2 separate regions of the Homo sapiens genome follow, and region 2 is linked to region 1. The links are chromatin loops, found by intact Hi-C in ENCODE. Cell type or tissue: dorsolateral prefrontal cortex. All regions are shown on one strand. Each heading gives the region's core, and the rest is flanking DNA. Links, peaks and the distances in the headings are about the cores only.

What was found. Hi-C counts contacts between places; a loop is a spot of excess contacts. Peaks named below come from ENCODE experiments on the same cell type or tissue, not always from the same donor. Only the 100,000 strongest peaks of a DNase experiment are listed, where the experiment ranks them.
Region 2: it touches region 1 in a loop (4-fold over the local background); 4 of 110 quality-filtered maps call a loop at or near these places.

The regions. Positions count from the first base shown.
Region 1 is chr17:28,366,523-28,376,855 of GRCh38, forward strand. It overlaps VTN (vitronectin), which reads right to left and starts at 3,785. Exons shown (of 8, transcript NM_000638.4): 1 at 3,618-3,785; 2 at 3,405-3,524; 3 at 2,985-3,329; 4 at 2,767-2,906; 5 at 2,350-2,506; 6 at 1,999-2,151; 7 at 1,193-1,537; 8 at 762-959. The coding sequence starts at 3,681. The coding sequence ends at 847. It overlaps SARM1 (sterile alpha and TIR motif containing 1), which reads left to right and starts at 5,172. Exons shown (of 9, transcript NM_015077.4): 1 at 5,172-5,980. The coding sequence starts at 5,511. RefSeq lists silencers at 4,905-5,234, 5,555-5,724. In dorsolateral prefrontal cortex, for the core only: no CTCF peak of the experiment used is centred there; DNase peaks (open chromatin) are centred at 4,889, 5,515 and 7,436; H3K4me3 peaks cover 3,462 bases; H3K27ac peaks cover 4,439 bases.
Region 2 is chr17:28,429,678-28,440,010 of GRCh38, forward strand. No RefSeq gene overlaps it. Among named protein-coding and RNA genes, the nearest start is that of SLC46A1, 29 kb to the left of the region's middle. In dorsolateral prefrontal cortex, for the core only: no CTCF peak of the experiment used is centred there; no DNase peak of the experiment used is centred there; H3K27me3 peaks cover 757 bases.

The DNA.
Region 1 (10,333 bases), core at 1,083-9,082:
GGAATTACAGGCATGAGCCACCATGCCCAGACAAAAATTCCCCCCCTTTTTTATTTTGTTCTGTTTTTAGAGATAGAGTCTCACTCTATTCCCCAGGTTGGAGTGCAGTGGTACAATAATAGCTCACTGCAGCTTCAAACTCCTGGGCTCCTGGGCCACTTTTCCACAAGAAGTGTGTGCTTTTGAATTTCCTTTCAGTTTCTGCCCTTCACTATCTCTCCTGGTCTTGCTGCTCCCCATCCTAGACCCTAGACAGAGACCTCAAGAAAGGCTCACCCTAGGGGTGGGTTTGGGGAAGCACAGTGACTGGTTCCCCAAGTGCTCAGGAGTCAGAGCTACTAGGATTTCAGATCAGGATGGACAAAAAAGCTGAGCCAGAACCCCACCAACTCTTGCCCCTTCTCTCTCCTCCAAGACCCTAGTCAACTCCAAGGGGCAAAGCAAGCCTCACCCACGGAGGCTGGCCTGGTAACTTTGTCATCATCAGAGGAGTTCAAGTGTCTGCTTAGCTGCTGGTGGGTTGCTGGGGGCTGCTTAGCTCAAGAGGAAGGGTAGCTCTCAGGAGGCCTTCCCCAGCCCCAAACCGGTTCACAGAGAGGTCCTGAGCACAGAGAGGTCCTGAGCCCAACATGGGTTGGACACGGCGAGGCCCTTCTCTGTCCCTTCTCTGTCCCCCTCACCAACCCATTCTGACAGTCCAGCTTCCTCTCCTTTACCCAGACAGGGATGTGTCTACCCCAGTCAGAACAATAATTTTAAACTCGGGGCTAAGGGACCTTTATTGGGCTGGGGGAAGGAGATGGGAGGAGGGAGCTACAGAGGGCCCGGCCATGTGGGCTCTGACTCCTACAGATGGCCAGGAGCTGGGCAGCCCAGCCAGTACTGAGCGATGGAGCGTGGGTAGGGAGGGTCCACAGTGTCCACTCGCCGTGTGCGAAGATTGACTCGGTAGTACTTGTCTGGAAGAGAGGAAAGCAGAGGATGCGTGAGGCCCAGCCTGGCCCTGCCCACTCTTCCCTTGAGAAGTCTAGGGTCTCTCCCAGAAGGGAAAGTGAACATCCATGATGCAGCTAAGGACTTCTGGCCTGGCTTTCTGTGGTCACTACTTGCAGGCTGCGTTCAGCCCTTGTGCACCAGGGACAGCAAGGAAAACCCAAGCTAGACCAGCTTCAGGGGTGGCAGCGGCTCCTACCTCCAGAGAAGAAGAAGACACTCTGGATGGGTTCACAGGTGGCAGGCACAAGCCAGTCCATCCTGTAGTCATCATAGTTGTTGGCTCCCAAGTTGCTCTCCTCACTGGAGAACAAGGACAGCCACGTGGCGCGGGATGGCCGGCGGGAGTTCTGGTTGCGGCCACGGCTGTGGCCTCGTTGTGAACGGTAGCCTTTGCGGTTGCGATGCCTAAACCTTTGTTTCTTGGCCAAGGAGGGGCGGGGTGCCATGCCTGAGATGTAGATGCGGCCAGCCATGGCTGCGTCCACTTGCCCTGGCACACCGTGCCAGTCCCGGCTAATGAACTGGGGCTGTCTGGTACCAGCTGTGGCAGGGAAGGGGTGAATGAGAGGTCTTGGGGGTCCGAATCTTGCCCCTTCCAGCGGGGCCATTAGAGTTCATCTGCTGCACCTTGCCCAAAGACACACAGCAGCGAATGGCAGAGCCAGGCCTTTGACTCTCAGTCCAATTCCCTTCCCCCTGTGCTTTCCCTCCACCATATCACTGGTGTCTCGACCCCACCCCCCCAGGCCCCCTAAACTCCTCAGCCACAGCCCCTCCCTCTGCTGGCTGTGCTCTCAGCTGTGCTAGGCAAAGTCCAAGGTGTGGGGTCCAGGTAGAGCTGAGCTTTCCCCAAAAGGTCAACAGAAGCAAAGTCTGGCCTGAGCAAACAGACTTTGATCGATAGCTCCACAACCACAGCCCCCTCCAGCCGGCCTGGCTCTACCAATACCAAGGGGTTTCAGCCCTTTTGAGGGAGAAGCAAGACTTGCCCTCTCTCCATACCAGAGGTTCTGCCCCAGAAGAGAAGCTCGAAGATGTCCTCCCAGCTGTCCCGCTGCATCATGGCAAAGTGTTCAAACACAGCCGACAGGGAGCTGCCTTCACACTCCTCCTGACTGGGCTGGTGCTGGAACTGGTACTCCCAGTACTGTTTCCCTGAGGAGCAGGGTGGTGGGCATTAGGAGGGCTGGGCCAGGGCAAGACTGGAGATCCCAGAGGCTGTTGAAGTTAGGATCTCCCAGCATGAGGTGGGGGTCAGGGGTGGGCACATGCTGAGGCCTGTCCCCAGTGAAATGTGAAAGGAATCCAAGACTGCTCCACTGCCTGCTCAGTCTCCCACCACCCCCTGAGTACCCTTGAAGAAGTAGACCCGCTCCCGGCCACTGTAGCTATGGGCAGGGAGGGCCAAGGCTGCATCCACGTTGTCCGGGATGCCATCGAAGCCGTCAGAGATATTTCGGGGGTAATCAGGGTCCAGGACACCATCCTCAAAGCGCCAGTACTGACTACCCTAAGAGGTGGGGAAAGTGAAAAGGGGTATGGAGGCCGCTGGCTGGGCACAGAGGCAGAGTCCCTTGCCCTAAGGCAGCCGTTCCCAGGTCCAGGTTCACTGCCCAGGACCTGGAGTCTTGGGGCTGCCCTGTGCTCACAGAGCTCCCACCAGGTCCTGCAGGGCCCTGGGTCCAGCTTCCCTGTCCACCCTGTCCCTGGGAGCAATAGCTCTCAAACCCTCCCTAGATGCTTTCTACCCTGGCCCACAGCCCCTGGCACCTTGAAGAGGTAGGTCTTCCCCTGACAGTTGATGCGGGTGAAGGCGGCATCGATGGGGCCCTCGATGCCCCAGACATCTCGGATGAGCTTGGGGTACCCAGGCCTCACTGCCTTTTCGTCCAGTTCATAGCAGTACTGCCCTAGAGTGGAGGAGATGGTGTGAGAGCAGGGACGCTCCTGGGGCAGACCCGCATCCCCAGTACCTGCCCTGGATTCACCTCGGAAGGCAAAGAGGGAACCGTTCTTGAGGTCGGTGAAGGCGTCGAAGGGCTTCCCACTGCACAGCTCCTCCTCTGCTGGGGGCTGAGGTCTCCCTGGATGAAGGGTCTCAGGCCTTGAGTCTATCCCCTCAGGCTTAGAGGCGCCCACCTCAGGCGCAGGGGCCTCTTCCTCAGGTTTCAGAACAGGTGTCTGCTCAGGATTCCCTTTGGACTGGGCCTGGAGGTCAGAGGTCAGGGAGGGGCCCCCCACCTGTTCATGGACAGTGGCATTGTTTTTCTCCTCGCCATCGTCATAGACCGTGTACTCATCCTCCGGCATAGTGAACACATCCCCGCGAGTCACTGCAGAGAGTGGATGGTAGTGAGTCTCCAGCAGCAGGGGGCACCCCAGCCCACCCACCTGGGCTCTGAACACACCTTGGGGCTTGCACTCAGCCGTATAGTCTGTGCAGCAGCTCTGGTAGTAAGAGCAGAGCTCGTCACACTGGCACTTCTTGTCCACGTTGAAGCCCTCAGTGCAGCGGCCCTTGCATGACTCTATGAGGAAGGAGTGTCAGTCGGTGCCACCAAGCCCAGACCACCCTCGCCCTCCCTACATTGACCCAGATGGCCACCAACACTCCCCTGTACCTTGGTCAGCCAGAGCAACCCATGCCAGCAGGGCCAGTATGAGAAGGGGTCTCAGGGGTGCCATGGCAGGGCTTCTAGCTCAGTGCCTGGCAAGCTGGGCTCTGGTCTCCCTGAAGTCTCCGCTCTGATGCCTGAGGAAGGGAGGGAGAGGCAGAGACAGGGAAGGAGGGCACTGGAGAAGAGGAACTGCCTTTTCTGCTGCTCTGTTTGCTCAACCTCCAGCCCATCCCCTCTGCCCCCTCCAGCGGCTGCTGCAGCAAAGGTCACATTCCTGGAACACTGGGCCTGGGCGAGCTGGGAGATAAGACCTTTGCCAAGCTCAGAATCATTAGGTCATCGGAAGGGGAATTAGCACCGTGGATCTGGAGGGCAGAAAGAAGGCTCATTGGGCAACAGCTTTATCTCTCTGAGTCTTAGTTCATTTTCAGTAAAATAGGATTAACAAAGCCTTGCTTCATGGGGTGTTGGGAGATTACATGAACTGGACCAGACAAAATGCCCAGTAGCTGGAGCAGCCACAAATTCCTTCTCCAAACATAGCTATTGATCCATGATTGTTTGATCAGACACATCCCTGGCTGGGTGCTCATTCGCCATTATTTATTTAGGGCAGGAAAAAGGGAGTGGGAGGAGAGATTGTAAGCACTCTGGGGAATTTTATTTTTTAGCATAAAAGAACAAAGTTTCATTTCTGGGTTCTTCTCTTGGGTGCATCAATCTCCCCAGGCTGGAAATTTGGGTAAATATCAACCCACTGGACTGGATTTAATTTCTGAGTCTTTTCTGAGCAGGCCACTCCCTGTCCCCAGGCTCAGTCTCCCCATCTGTAAAGAGTGGGCTTGTTCAACACACTTTTAGACTCTCGAGAGAAATATGATCCCTCTACCTGGAAAATGCCCACTGGCATGAAACACCTGATTTTGTGCCCAATTTCAGGTGTCCACAGAACTTCTGAAATCCTCCCATCACCTGAAAAAAGTGATCCTGAGATTTTAGCTGACTTTTTCTGTTCTGTAATCAGAGGGGACTGTGATTTGGGCCAATTTCTTCCTCATGGGCTTCAGTGGAGTCAGCTGTGGAATGGAACATCAATTCCCACCCCATAGGCATGTTGTGAGGTTTCGCTAAGAAACAGCCATAAAAGGGCCTTAAGAGTTATGATGATTGTTTTAACCATTTAGTAGGGAGGGGGCATCCAGCGGTGTTGCTCCCACGTACCGATGTCACGTGGGGCGGGGAGGCGGGGCGGAGAACGGAGAGCGTCCTCTCATTCTCCACCCCCTTCCTCCAAGTCCAGCGCAGGGGGAGGTGGCTGCGACTGACTGAGGGGCTAGGGAAGGCTGGCCAGGGGCGTGGGCGTGGCTGGGGACGGCTTGGGGGTGGGGCTGCGCAGGAGGCTGGAGGAGCCCCGCGGGACCCAGAGGCGGGGCGTCGGCCCGGGGACCACTGCTCCTCCGGGGCGTGGCTGCAGGAGGCTGGAGGAGCCCCGCGGGACCCAGAGGCGGGGCGTCGGCCGGGGACCGCTGCTCCTCCGGGGCGTGGCTGCTGCCGAGCATCTCCCAGCTCAGCCGAGCCCGTGCCCAGGCCACGCTTTGTTCCAGCCGCCGCCTCCTCTACCCTACGGCGTCCGGAGCCATCCCTCGCCTGCTCGCTCTCTCCTTTCGCCCACTCCCTGCATCTGGGCCTGCATCACCTTTGCCAACCGCTCCCCCGATCCTGCCGACACTCCTCCCCCAAACTTCTGACCGGCACCCTTGCCTGGTACCCTTCTCTCCATTCCTCCCCCTCCATCTTCTTTCCCCGACCCCTCTCGGGTCCCTCTTTTCCCAAAACCCGGGTCTCTCCGCGTGGCCCCGCCTCCAGGCCGGGGATGTCCCCCGCGGCCCCGCGCCCATGGTCCTGACGCTGCTTCTCTCCGCCTACAAGCTGTGTCGCTTCTTCGCCATGTCGGGCCCACGGCCGGGCGCCGAGCGGCTGGCGGTGCCTGGGCCAGATGGGGGCGGTGGCACGGGCCCATGGTGGGCTGCGGGTGGCCGCGGGCCCCGCGAAGTGTCGCCGGGGGCAGGCACCGAGGTGCAGGACGCCCTGGAGCGCGCGCTGCCGGAGCTGCAGCAGGCCTTGTCCGCGCTGAAGCAGGCGGGCGGCGCGCGGGCCGTGGGCGCCGGCCTGGCCGAGGTCTTCCAACTGGTGGAGGAGGCCTGGCTGCTGCCGGCCGTGGGCCGCGAGGTAGCCCAGGGTCTGTGCGACGCCATCCGCCTCGATGGCGGCCTCGACCTGCTGTTGCGGCTGCTGCAGGCGCCGGAGTTGGAGACGCGTGTGCAGGCCGCGCGCCTGCTGGAGCAGATCCTGGTGGCTGAGAACCGGTGAGCGCGCCAGGCCGGGGTTGGGAGAGCGCCGCGTGGTGTGGACAGTTAAGCGCCTGCGTTCCCGTGTGCCTTGCGCCGTGCCTTTGCCTCCCTCACCTCTCTGACTGCCTGCACTACATCTCTGTTAGGGGTCAGCCTGTCTGTTTCACAGATAAGGAAACTGAGCCTTGGGAAAGTTTAGTGACTTGCTCAGTGGATCACAGTGAACTAAGATTTGCTCCCAGGGCTAGTGGGGTGAGGAATGGAGTTACAGGACAGGAGTCCGTCCCTGGCTCTATGGATGGAGATGGCATCCTATTGCCAATTCTCCCTCTCCCCCGCCCCCCAAGCCCACAGCTCTCCTTCCCACCGGCTTGGGTTCCCGTCTATGACACCTTCTCTCGCCATCATCCCATCCCTCTCCCAATGAGAGAAGAAGGGAAACACAACGCTCAGAAAAGAGGGAGGGAGACCTCTCCTTTCCCTCCTCCCCAGGCTGTAAGGCGTGCTGGCCTGAGGCTGCTTACTCCCTTCTTGCCGCCCCAATCCAACTTCTGCTCCATCCTTCATTCTGGTTCTTGCAACAGGCCAGACATGATCTCATTCTGCAGCTGCTGATGGGAAACAGTTTTCTGCTGGGAGGCATGGGTGGGGGAAGAGGACACCGGGGTGCAGAGCCCGGCGGGGACCAGGCAGAGTGTGTGTTCTCTCCCTTCACCCCACTTAGCACCAAGATGCCGCAAGAGGGTCAAACAGAGGCCTGGTTGCCACTCTTGCATGTCTCTTGGGATCTCTCCTGGAGTATGAAGACCTCCAAGGACTCACTTTCCCTCCCTTCTGATGCCAGAGCAGACCAAGCTGTCACACTCCAGTCTCATGCTGAAGTCTCCAGCTTCTCAAGCTTAGAAGAGTTTTTGGAAGAGTCACTTTCAGCTCATGCAGCTCTCACAAGTGTGAAGGGAGTGGGTTGGGGGTGTTTTCCTTGCCATTTTCGAAAAGAAAAAAATTACCTGGTGATTGGTGGAAAGATACAACTGTCAAAAATGCATGAATGAAGCAATTTAGGTTGGGAGACCAAGATAGGGTTCTGCTTATTTGGCAAGCCATTAACCTCCCATCTGACATCCGTTGCCATGATGGGGATAGGCCATGAATTTGGAGGGGGTAGCAAATAAAATATGTGCTCACTGGGTGTGGTGGGGTCAAGGCTGGTAGGTGTGCCCTGCAGGCTTGCTATGTGGAGTCAGGAGCTATAACTACAATCCCTGGAGAGTGAGTACAGCCAGCAGCCCAAGGAGAGGAGGGTTGCAAGATGCAAACAGTACTGCTATATCTCAAGGTTAAAAATGGCAATTCTCACCTGGTTCAGAGTTACCGAGAGAAGAGTCACTAACCAGTGTCCCTGGTCTCAAGAAACGCACGCTGGTCTCTTCAGGACCAAGGACAGAGCACAACGTGCGTGGTTGCTATCACAATACTTCCAAAGAAAGGCAGGATCCCCGCCAGGCGCCGTGGCTCACGCCTGTAATCCCAGCACTTTGGGAGGCCCAGGCGGGTGGATCACCTGAGGTCAGGGGTTCGAGACCAGCCTGGCCAACATGGTGAAACCCTGTCTCTACTAAAAAAAAAAAAAAATACAAAAATTAGCTGGGCATGGTGGCGGGCATCTGTAATCCCAGCTACTGGGGAGACTGAGGTGGAAGAATCGCACAGAACCCGGGAGGTGGAGGTTGCAGGGAGCCGAGATTGTGCCATTGCACTCCACCCCACGCTGGATGACAGAGCAAGACTCGTCTCAAAAAAAAAAAAAAAAAAAAAAGGCACTGTCTATAATCCTAGCACTTTGGGAGGCCAAGGCAGGCAGATCACCTGAGGTCAAGTGAAACACAAAAATTAGCCAGGCATGGTGGTGGTGCGTGGTGTGTGCCTGTAACCCCAGCTACTCTGGAGGCTGAGGCAGGAGAATTGCTGGAACTCGGCAGGCAGAGGCTGCAGTGAGCTGAGAGCGCGCCACTGCACTCCAGCCTTGGCAACAGAGTGAGACTCCATCTCAAAAGAAAAAAGAAGGGGAGGGTCCCTGCACCCCTTGTAGGCTGCATGAGAATGGGGCTGGAAAGAAGAGAAGGGGAGTGACACACTGCGAATTTATGAAATGTTTTTCTCCTTCACCAACCAAGCCCCCACTGCCTCATCTCAAAGAAGGCTCTTCTGGGCAAGCATGGTGGTTCATGCCTGTAATTCCAGCACTTTGGGAAGCTGAGGTGGGTGGATCACTTGAGGCCAGGAGTTCAAGACCAGCCTGGGCAACATGGCAAAAACCCATCTCTACAAAAAATATACAGATTAGCCGGGCGTGATGGCATGCACAGTCCCAGCTACTCAGGAGGCTGAGGTGGGAGGATGGCTTGAGCCCAGGAGGCGGAGGTCACAATGAGCTGAGATCATGCCACTGCTTTCCAGCCTCAGTGACAGAGCCAGACCTTGTCAAAAAAAAAAAAAAAAAAAAAAAAACAATTCCATCAGTGTGCCTACCCCTTTTTGCCACTTCCCTCTTGCTTTCTTCTTCTCAGGATGCTATTGCACCCATTGTCAAGGAGCCTAGGTCACAGTTTTCCTGACTTCCAACTACCAGAAGTCCAACAGAATATGGCTCTTCAAATCTGGCCCCACAACACCCAGTGAGGTCCCCATATGACTGCTAGCCCTCTATATTCACAGTCCACCCCCTTCAGGGGATCTTAATGAAGCTATCCTCAGAGTAGTTAAATGGCTTTCCCAGGAATATTCAATGAATAAATGGAGGAGACAGGTTTTTGAAATCACAGAAAGGCGGCCAGGAGCAGTGTCTCATGCCTGTAATCCCAGCACTTTGGGAGGCCCAGGCGGGAGATTGCCTGAGGTCAGGAGTTCGAGACCACTCTGGCCAACATGGTGAAACCCCGTCTCTACTAAAAATACAAAAAATTAGCCGGGCTTGATGACGTGTGCCTGTAATCCCAGCTACTCTGGAGGCTGAGGCAGGGGAATTGTTTGAACCAGGGAGGTGGAGGTTGCAGTGAGCCGAGATCGTGCCGCTGCACTCCAGCCTGGGCAAGAGTGAGACTCCATCTAAAAAAAAAAAAAAAAAAAATCACGAAAGCCATTGCACATAAATTCAAAAAAGTGGAAAAGCACACAAAAGGTATACAGTTAAAAGTTATTCTCAGCCAGGCATGGTGGCTCATGCCTGTAATCTCAGAACTTTAGGAGGCTGAGACAGAAGGATTACTTGAGCCCAGGAGTTTGATTGAGACCAGCCTGGGCAGCATAGTGAGAGCCCTGTCTCAATTTTTTAAAATTAAATTAAAAATTTTTTAAAAGTTCTTCTCAACCAGACCCCCTCTCTGGAGATAAACCACTATAACAAGTTTCTTGTATATCCTTCCAGAGAGAGTCTCTGCATATACAGGCATTTGCATGTATATTATATAGACATGTTTGCAATATATATACAATCTTCCCCTCCTTTGGAGCTGGGATTTGAATCCAGACCTGTGTAATTCTAAAATATCTGCCCATTTCACCAGACCCACAGCCTCTCAGACCACAGAAGAACTGGGAGCTGGGTGAGTAGTTATCACAAGAGTGCAGCACAGTTCCACTCTGTAAAGGTGCCAGGTGCATAGGGAAAAGTGAGGGCTGGGGCATCAGGAGACTCAAAATAAAGTCCTAGGTCTGAATTGATATGTTCCTGAGCAAGTCCTTCCCTTCGCTGGGCCTCAGGTAAGTCCTCTGAAAATGAGAGTGTTGGCTGGCCAGGGGCGGTGGCTCACGCCTGTAATCTCAGCACTTTGGGAGGCCAAGGCAGGCGAATCGTTTGAGGTCAGGAGTTCAAGACCGCCTGGCCAACATGGTAAAACTCTGTCTCTACTAAAAATACAAAAAAAAAAAAAAAAAAAAAGAGCCAGGTGTGGTTGTACATGTCTGTAATCCCAGCTACTTGGGAGGCTGAGACATGAGAATCAGTTGAACCCAGGAGGTGGAGGTTGCAGCGAGCTGAGATTGCGCCACTGCACTCCAGCCTGGGTGACAGAGTGAGATCCTGTCAAGAAAAAAAAGAAAAGAAAAAGTAAGGGTGTTGGATTAGATAATTTCCTTCTTATCTTTTGTTTTTGTTTTTGTTTTTGGTAGAGACAGGGTCTTTCTATGTTGCCCAGGCTGGTCTCAAACTCCTGGACTCAAGCAATCCTACTGCCTTGGCCTCCCAAAGTACTGGAATTACAGACATGAGCCACTGCATTCAGCCAGATTAAATAATTTTCTTATTTTATTTTTCATTTTTTGAGATGGAGTCTCCCTCTATCACCCAGGCTGGAGTGCAGTGGCACGATC
Region 2 (10,333 bases), core at 1,338-9,337, 63 kb after region 1:
GCCCACATTGGTGAGGGTGATCTTCTTTACGCGGTATTTCAATTCAAATGCTAATCTATTCTGGAAACACCTTCACAAACACACCCAGCTATGTGGACATCCCTTAGCCCAGTTAAGTTGATATAAAAATTCACTGGGCACAGTGGCTCACACCTATAATCCCAGCACTTTGGGAGGCCGAGGTGGGCAGATCATGAGGTCAAGAGATCAAGACCATTCTGGCCAACATGGTGAAAACCCCATCTCTACTAAAAATACAAAAATTAGCTGGGTGTGGTGGCACGTGCCTGTAGTCCCAGCTACTCAGGAAGCTGAGGCAGGAGAATTGTTTGAACCCGGGAGGTGGAGTTTGCAGCCAGCCAAGATCGTGCCACTACAGTTCAGCCTGGCAACAGAGCGAGACTCCTTCTCAAAAAAAAAAAAAAAAAATTAAGCATCACAGAGGTGTTTTTAATAAGTACTCCTGGGTCAATTGAAAGTCCATAGTCCATTCAGAAAAAAAATATTGACTTCTACATTACTCCTACAGAGAAATCAATTGTAGATAAATTGTAAATGGTACGATAATAAAGCTCTTTTTTTTTTTTTTTTTTTTTGGGACGGAGTCTTCCTCTGTCACCCAGGCTGGAGTGCAGTGGCGCAATCTCGGCTCACTGCAAGCTCCACCTCCCAGGTTCACGCCATTCTCCTGCCTCAGCCTCCTGAGTAGCTGGGACTACAGGTGCCCGCCACACCGCCCGGCCTTTTTTTTTTTTTTTTTTTTTTTGAGACAGAGTCTCACTCTGTTGCCTAGGCCGGAGTGCAGTGGCATGATCTCAGCTCACTGTAACTTCCACCTCCTGGGTTCAAGCTATTCTTTTGCCTCAGCCTCCTGAGTAGCTGGGACTACAGGCATGCACCGCCACACCCGGCTAATTTTTGTATTTTTATTAGAGATGGGGTTTCGCCATGTTGGCCAGGCTGGTCTTGAACTCCTGACCTCAGGTGATTTGCCCTTCTCGGCCTCCCAAAGTGCTCAGATTACAGGTGTAAGCCACCATGCCTGGCATAATAAAGCTTTTTAGAAGAAAACAGGAGTATGTCTTAATAGCCTTTGAGTAAGCAAAGATTATTTCAACAGGACACAAAAAGAACTTTTATTCTTCACAAGATATCCTTAAAAGAGTGAAAATGCAAGCCATAGAATAGGAGATATTTGTAGTACATTTAACTGACAAAGAACTCATATTCAGGATATCTAAAGAACTAAAAATCAGTATGAAAAGGATAGAAAACCCAATTTTTACAAATGGGCAAAGGACTTGAACAGACACTTCACAAAAGAAAACATCCAAATGGCTAAAAAACATTAAACATTGTACAATCTCATTGATCACCAGAAGTACAAATTGAAGCCGCAGTCCAATACTACTACATCTGAATGGCTAAAAAAAATTTTGTAAAAAACAGAAAATGTCAAGTATTGACTAAGACAGCCAAGTATCTAGAAACAACCCAAATGTCTATCACAGGTAGAACAGACAAATAAATTGTGGGTATTCACACAATGGGATATCATACAGCAAGAATGAAGGAACTACAACTAGGCAGTGCCCAGCTTAGGTCCTGTCCTCTCAGCCCAACCCCCGGCAGAAATAGAGCCCCTTTTCCCAAATGGTTTCCAACATTAGCATAGTTTCATTACATGGAGATTTTGTATTTGCAAATTCTCCTACTTGCTAAAATTTATGTGTGACTCAAAATTAATACTCTTGACACTTTCTCAGCATTTTGGGGTCATTCAGGGTCATATACAATGTAGTGAAAATTTGAGTTATCCAATACACATTCCCAGCTGAGGTCAAACAAAGCAACACTTTGCTGTCTTGTTTCAGCTCATAATGTAAATATGTCCCTCAAGGTCTATTTAGTGCCATGGTTTTTACATTTTTGTGCTTTTTGTTGGTGATTTCACTGTTTTATTTATTTTTTTATATGTTTTTGAGACAAAGTCTTTCTCTGTCACCCAGGCTGGAGTGCAGTGGCATAATCACAGCTCACTGCAACCTTGACCACCTGGACTCAAGATATCCTCCTGCCTCAGCCTCCAAAGTAGTTGAGACTACAGGCACACTCCACCACACCCAGCTAACATTTTTATTTTTTGTAGAGATGGGGTCTTGCCACATCTTGAACTCCTGGGCTCAAGTGATCCTCCCACCTTGACTTCCCAAAGTGCTGGGATTAGTGCTGAGATTACGGGCATGAGCCACCATGCCCAGCCCTCTTTGAGCCACTTGATATCTACCAATAACTTTCTTTCTGCTTAAATCAGGTAGAATAGATGCTGTGGATCACAATTAGGAACCAAGCCTAACAATAGAAGATCCAACAGTTGCTAATGGATCATATCTACTCCACGTGGAAGAATAGGAAAACCTGGACTCTCTCTCTCTCTCTCAGGTCCTTCCTGTCAGCATTTACGCATGCTAAATTGATCTCATCTTTTAAAAAATTCTCTTAGCCATATACTCTCCTCCACCCCATTCTCTCCTACTTGTCTCAAATAGATAGATGATAGATAAATTTGGCTTTGTTGTGTTTTGCTTTTTTATAAAAGTAAACCAAATTCAGAGGACAGGCTAAACATCATCTGTGTTGACTGGACACAGATGAAGAGTGAATTAGTGAAATGAAGAACTGAAGATAGAGCTGAAGAAATACTCAGAATTCAGCACAAAGGCAAATAAAATAGAGGTATAAAACCTACAGGATAGAATAAAGTATGAAGTCTAACATAGGTCTACTCTGAATTCTAGGAGGAGCGTCTAGAGTAGACCTTTTAAAAAAATGTTTAGAGACAGAGTGTTGCTATGTTGCCCATGCCCAGCTCTTTGCAGAGGTATTGGCTGAGTCGTTTCCAGAATTCATGAAAGACGCAAATCATTCAATTCATAGGTCCATGTAGGATAATAAGTGATCCTGGAAAAAAGGTTTGGGATGAAAGAAGGAGTTGTGTGCCAATGAATTGATAAGCAAGTAGGTATATCAAACATTAACTGCACAAAAGATAAATAATAATGTTTAACTTGAGGGAAGCTATGAAAAATAACTAGATAGAAATAAGATAATGGACTATATGAGACAAAAGGGGATGATTGGTATGAGGAGAATGGTAGAGAACTTGAATAATTTTAGATTTTAGATAAAGTATGCATGTCAAATGATTAATATTCTAAAAGAGGGGAAATAGAGTTTATAACCTCCAAACCAAAGAGGGAGAGGAAGAATTAAATTTGAAAAGTAAGATATTTCCAAGTTAAGATGCAAAATCAACTAATCTTCCAAGTTAAGGTGCACACACAACTAATCTATCTCACTTCCAACCAAAAGCCCCAATTTAAAGTGGTATATATAATATATATATAGTATATTATTATTATACAATATATATTATATTATTATACAATATATTATATGGTATATATGTATATATAATGTATATATAATATAATATATATATATATATATAATATGTATGTATATATTTGAGACTGAGTCTCACTCTATTTCCCAGGCTGAAGTGCAGTGGTACAATCTCAGCTCACTGCAACCTCCACCACCTGGGCTCAAGCAATTCTCCTGCCTCAGCCTCCCGAGTATCTGGGACTACAGGTGCCCACCACCACACCTGGCTAATTTTTGTGTTTTTAGTAGAGACGGGATTTCTCCATGTTGGCCAGGCTGGACTCGAACTCCTGACCTCAAGTCTTGCCTGCCTCGGCCTCCCAAAGTGCTGGGATTACAGGCATGAGCCACCGCGCCTGGTCTCAATATATATTTTTAAATATTTATTTTTAAAAAATTAATGGAAGGGAGAAGAGTTGGGGAAGGGAAGACAACAACAGTAACAGTTTGGAAGACATGAACATATGGGCCAAATGACTTAACAACATAGAGAAGAATTCTGAGACAGCAGTGGGCCACCAACCACATTCTCACCATAGAATCCTCAAAATACTTAGTAATTGGAAACTACAGGCAACTCTAAAATTGGAGAGGGTATGAGAGAGGAATTTAAAATAAGGAGGATTAGGTAAAAGCTGAGAAGTAGTTAGATGCCAAATCCCCTCCAGTATTCCACACCATGGCAGTACTGCCTCTCCTAACCCTAGCAGATGACTGGGGGATTATTCTTGAAAGAAGGAACAACAGAAGGTCTCTGCCTGGAGGGAGGCTGATGAGCACAGCTGAAGACACGCTGCAAGTTGGGATTATGTGACTGTAGACATACTGAAAGCTAAGACTTCCCCTAACCCTTTTCTGCCACTGGGCTCCCAGAATGCTAAAGTGAAACCTATATCCTTTAATTGGAAGATTAGAAGAGTCTTTTCTGAGGAATATGAACAGTCACAGAAAAAAGACCCAAAGATACAGAAACTTTGGGTTTCCAAACAAATGACCAATCCAGGTCACCACAGTGAAACTCACTGTGACTTCATGGACTCAGAGTATCTAATTTTTCCCCAATTCTTTTTTTTTTTTTTTTTTGAGATGGAGTTTTGCTCTTATTGCCCAGGCTGGAGTGCAATGGTACGATCTCAGCTCACCGCAACCTCCACCTCCCAGTTTCAAGCAGTTCTCCTGCCTCAGCCTCCTGAGTAGTTGGGATTACAGGCATGTGCCACCACGCCCGGCTAATTTTGTATTTTTAGTAGTGACAGGGTTTCTCCACGTTGGTCAGGCTGGTCTCGAACTCCCAACCTCAGGTGATCTGCCTGCCTTGGCCTCCCAAAGTGCTGGGATTACAGGCGTGAGCCGCTGCACCCGGCCACTCTCCCCACTCTTAATCATAACAAAATGACCATGGATTATGAGATAAGCCTGGACCTGAGATAAGCCTCTAACATTGTAGGGAGGGACTAAAGCAAACAGGAAAAGCACTCAGAAGAAATAGAAACTATACAAGAAAAAAACCTCCAAATTTCCAAACAACCCTGTTATTAGGCACAGTGGTACACACCTGTAGTTCCAGCTACTCGTGAGGGCTGAAGTGAGAGGATCCCTTGAGCCCAGGAGTTCGAGACCAGCCTGGGCAACATAGCAAGACCCTATCTCAGCAAAACAAAACAAAAAACCTGTTTTTAATGTCATTAGAGAGATAAGAGAAAATATTACATCTATGAAACAAGAACAGGATGCTATTAAAAAAAGCATTAAAATAATAAAAAAAAGTGGTAGTAGAAATGCAAAACTCGAGAGAAAGTTGAGGAAATCCCTAAAATACTAAAGCAAAAAGAAAAGATGGGAAAAAGAGAGAGACAGCCCAGGAAGCCCAGAATCCAAATAATCCAAAAAGAGAGAAAATAAAAATTAAAGGGAAGAACACATCAATGAAATTATTCAAGAAAATGTCTCAGAATTGGAGGATGTAGATTGACAGAACCCACAGAATGTTCAGCATAATTGTTAAAATAGACCCACTCCAGTGCATATTATTGTCACATTGTAGGGTCTTCAAGACAAAGAGATAACCTTCAAGTTTCCCAAATGAAAACAAAAAAGCTTTCACAAGAAGATCAGGAACCAGAATGACTTTAGAATTCCCAGAAGAGATACTTGAAGCAGAAAGGCAATGAAGCAATAACTTCAAAATTCTGAAGAAAAATTATTTCCAACCTCGAATTCATTTTTGGTTTGTTTGTTTGTTTGTTTGAGACAGAGTTTTGCTCTTGTTGTCCAGGCTGGAGTGCAATGGTGTGACCTTGGCTCACCGCAACCTCTGCCTCCTGGGTTCAAGGGATTCTCCTACCTCAGCCTCCCGAGTAGCTGGAATTACTGGCACCCACCATCATGCCTGGCTAATTTTTTTTTTTTTTGGTACTTGTGTAGAAAAGGGGTTTCACCATGTTGCCCAGGCTGGTCTACAATTCCTGACCTCAGGTGATCCACCTGCCTCCGCCTCCCAAAGTGCTGGGATTACAGGCATGAGCCACCACACCCGGCCACATTCATATTTTATTCATCAATTTTGGACTTCAGCTATCAACTTCGTATTAGAGTATAATTTGAATACAATATAACTATACTGGAAAGATTTAGCTCTCTTAAATCAAATAAGATTATATTATAATTTTAAATTAAATCAAGATTCAGTGTTTACATTAGAATGTTCATGCAAATATTCATAGTTGGGTAATGTATATGATGATTATGATTCCTTTCTTAGTTTTGGCTTTTTCCTAAAGTTAATAATTGCCTAGTGTTTTCATTAGCTTGGTTTCCTTTGTATGTATCACTAACCCTTCTCACACCATCTAAGAGCCTCTTGAGAGCCAGGCCCGGCAGCTTGAACCTGTAATCCCAGCTACTCAGGAGGCTGAGCTGGGAGAATAGCTTGAGCTAAGGAGTTTGAGACTACCCTGGGCAACAAAGTGAGACCCTGTCTCTAAAATAAAAATGAACAAATAAAACATTTTTTAAAAGCCTCTTGGTACAATTTTCCAAAAGTTTAGTCACATCAGGTGATCCATCACTTCCATATCATTTCTTGGAGAGCTTTATTTTCCTCCATCAAGGAGACCTTGAATCTTCTTCAATCTAGGCTAGTTGATCTCTGGACATGCTGCACTGCTAGGGTCTTCCCTTGTTATCGCCTTGTAATACTCTTTCCCTTTTTCCTGAGTTGGGTTTCATGCCTTCCTCCTTGACTTACTTCTTCTTTTTTTTTTTTTTTTTTTTTTTTTTTTGAGACAGAGTCTCACTCTGTTGCCCAGGCTGGAGTGCAGTGGCAGATCTCAACTCACTGCAACCTCCACCTCCTGGGCTCAAGTGATTCTCCTGCCTCAGCCTCCAGAGTAGCTGGGACTACAGGTGTGCGCTACCACACCCCGCTAATTTTTGTATTTTTAGTAGAGACGGGGTTTCACCATGTTGGCCAGGATGGTCTCCATCTCTCGACCTCGTGATCCACCCATCTCGTCCTCCCAAAGTGCTGGGATTACAGGCGTGAGCCACCGCGCCCGGCCGATTTACTTCCTTTTTGTGGGTCACATTCACTAGCAGAGGGCATGGTTATTATAACCCTCAATTACGTCCACGTGCCTCATGAGTCACACTGCTCCAACGTGAACAAGCTGTCCTCTCTGGAGCACAAGCGTCATCTTAGGATCTGCCTTTGTCATCATTCTGGAAATTCCCATACCTTCCCTTCTGTGTCGTATCTCTTATTTCATGCATCTACTTGCTGTTTCCTAATTTATACTCTCATTTTGGTAGAGGACAACTTCTAATAGCTTGTCGAGAAAGGGTGTATGAAGTAACTTCTGAGATATTGCATATCTGAAACTGTCTGATTCTACCTTCACACTGAAGCAATAGCTTGTTTGGTTAAAGAATTCGAGGTTGGAGGCCGAGCGTGGGTGGTTCGCGCCTGTAATCCCAGCACTTTGGGAGGCCGAGGTGGGCAGATCACCTGAAGTCAGGAGTTCCATACAAGCCTGACCAACATGTAGAAACTCCGTCTCTACTAAAAATACAAAATTAGCTGGGCGTGGTGGCACATGCCTGTGATCCCAGCTACTCGGGAGGTCGAGTCAGGAGAATTGCTTGAACCTCGGAAGCAAAGGTTGCAGTGAGCCGGAATCGCGCCATTGCACTCCAGCCTGGGCAACAAGAGTGAAACTCCGTCTCAAAATATATATATATATATACACACACACACATATATACTATTTAGAAACAAAGATAATATAAATATAAATGTCAAAATAAATGGTGGAAAGAGTTGGAAATGGCTGATGTTGAGGAAGGTGACTAAGGGAGTGAAGAGGGGTGGACAGGAAACTACCATTTTTTTAAGCTTCTCAGAATATTTGGGTATTTAAATGTCTATGATGTAAACACACCTTCAGCTTGAACTTGAAGGACAGAAAAATATATAACAAGCAAACACAACTACAAGGACAAACTGACAAGGATACTTGACACAGATTAACTTCCATCCTTATACGAGACTTTAGCACACATTTATCAGTAAGTTATAGATCAAGCAAATATAAAATTCACAAAAAAATGAAAAATGTGAGCAACTTAAATTTGATTTAATATACATTATATCTAGAACACTATAAAAAATTCAAGAGTACATATTTTTCTTAAGTATATATGGATTTTTTTTTCTTTTTTTTTTTGAGACAGAGTCTCACTCTGTCACCCAGGCTGGAGTGCAATGGCACGATCTCGGCTTTGGCTCACTGCAAGTTCCGCCTTCCAGGTTCACGCCGTTCTCCTGCCTCAGCCTCCCAAGTAGCTGGGACTACAGGTGCCCGCCACCAAGCCCGGCTAATTTTTTGTATTTTTAGTAGAGACAGGGTTTCACCGTGTTAGCCAGGATGGTCTCGATCTCCTGACCTCGTGATCCGCCCACCTTGGCCTCCCAAAGTGCTGGGATTACAGGCGTGAGACACCGCGCCCGGCCTATACGGATAATTTATAACAATTGGCCATGTATGAGGCAACAAAGTTTACCTCAAATTTAAAAAATCAATAGTATACTGATAATATTATCTAACTATAACACAATTAGGTCAGAAGTCAAAAACAGAAAACTTTCAAAACTTCCAATGTAGAAACTCTATAGACGAGGTTAGCAAACATTTTTTATAAAGGGCCAGTTATTAACTGGAGCTATTATTAAAAATTAAATTACACACATTTAAAAATAATAAATAATATTAAAAACAAAGGTAATGAATACTCAAAATCACCACTTCTTAATTATTTTATATTTTACTATAACGTATGCTTTTTTTTTTTTCTTTTTTTGAAACAAGGTCTCTCTTTGTCACCCAGGCCGGAGTGCAGTGGCACAACCATGGCTAACTGCAGCCTCAATCTCCCAAGCTCAAATGAGCCTCCCACCTCAGCCTCCCAAGTAGCTGGGACTACAAGCATCATGACAAACTGAGTGTGCCACCACACTCAGCTAATTTTAAAGTATTTTTTGTAGAGACAGGGTCTCACTATGTTGCCCAGGCTGTTGTCCAATTCCTAGGTTCAAGCGATCCTCCTGCTTCAGTCTCCCAAAGTACTGCTGGGATTATAGGTGTGAGCCACCACGCCCATCCTAATCTGTGATTTTGAGTTTATTTACATCTATCAATTGTATCTGTATTGTGAGAATACTATTATTATGGTATACTATTTTATTTCAATTTTTATTATGGTAAATTATGCATAACATAAAATTTACCATTTTAAGTATGTTTAAGTGTACAGATCAGTGGAATTATATACATTCATAATGTTGTGCAACCATCACCACTATCCATCTCTATAATTCTTCTCAATTTGTAAAACTGAAACTCTATACGCATTAAACAATAACTTTCCATTCCCCTCTCCCACAGCCCTTGGCAACCACCATTCTACTTTTTGTCTCTATGATTTTGACTAGTCTAAGTACCTCATATAAGTGGAATAATACAATATTTACCCTTTTGTGATTGGCTTATTTCACTCTGCATTATATCATCAAGGTTCATTCCTATTGTAGCATATTGCAGAATTTCCTTCCTTTTTAAGGCTAATATTGCATTGTATGGATATATCACATTTTGCTTATCCATTCGTCTATCCATGGGCACTTGGGTTTCTTCCGTGTTTTAGCTAGTGTGTGAATCATGCTGCTATGAACATGGGTATACAAATATCTCTTTGAAACCCTGCTTTCAGTTATTCTGGGTATATACCTAGAAGTAAAATGGCTAGATCATATGGTAATTCTGTTTTTAAACTTTTTCTATTTTGAGATGGGGTCTTGCTCTGTGGCTTAGGCTGGTGCACAGTGGAACAATCATAGTTCACTGCAGCCTCCAATTCCTGGCCTCAAGTGATCCTCCTGCCTCAACCGCCTGAGTACATTTTTAATTTTTTGAGGAACCACCATACTGTTTTCCACAGCAGCTGCACCATTTTATGTTCCCACCAGCAGTGCAGAAGGGCTCTAATTTCTCCGCATCCTTGCTAACACTCGTTATTTTCTTTTTCTTTCTTTTTCTCTCTCTCTTTTTTTTTTTTTGTTTTTTGTTTTTGTTTTTGTTTTTGTTTTTTGAGACAGCATCTCGCTCTGTAGCCCAGGCTGGAGTGCAGTGGCGTGATCTCGGCTCACTGCAACCTCCACCTCCCGGGTTCAGGGGTTCAGGCAGTTCTCTAATTCTCCTGCCTCAGCCTCCCGAGTAGCTGGGATTACAGGTGCCTGCCACCATACTCGGCTGATTTTTGTACTTTTAGTGGAGATGGGGTTTTACCATGTTGGCCAGGCTGGTCTTGAATTCCTGGCCTCAAGTGATCC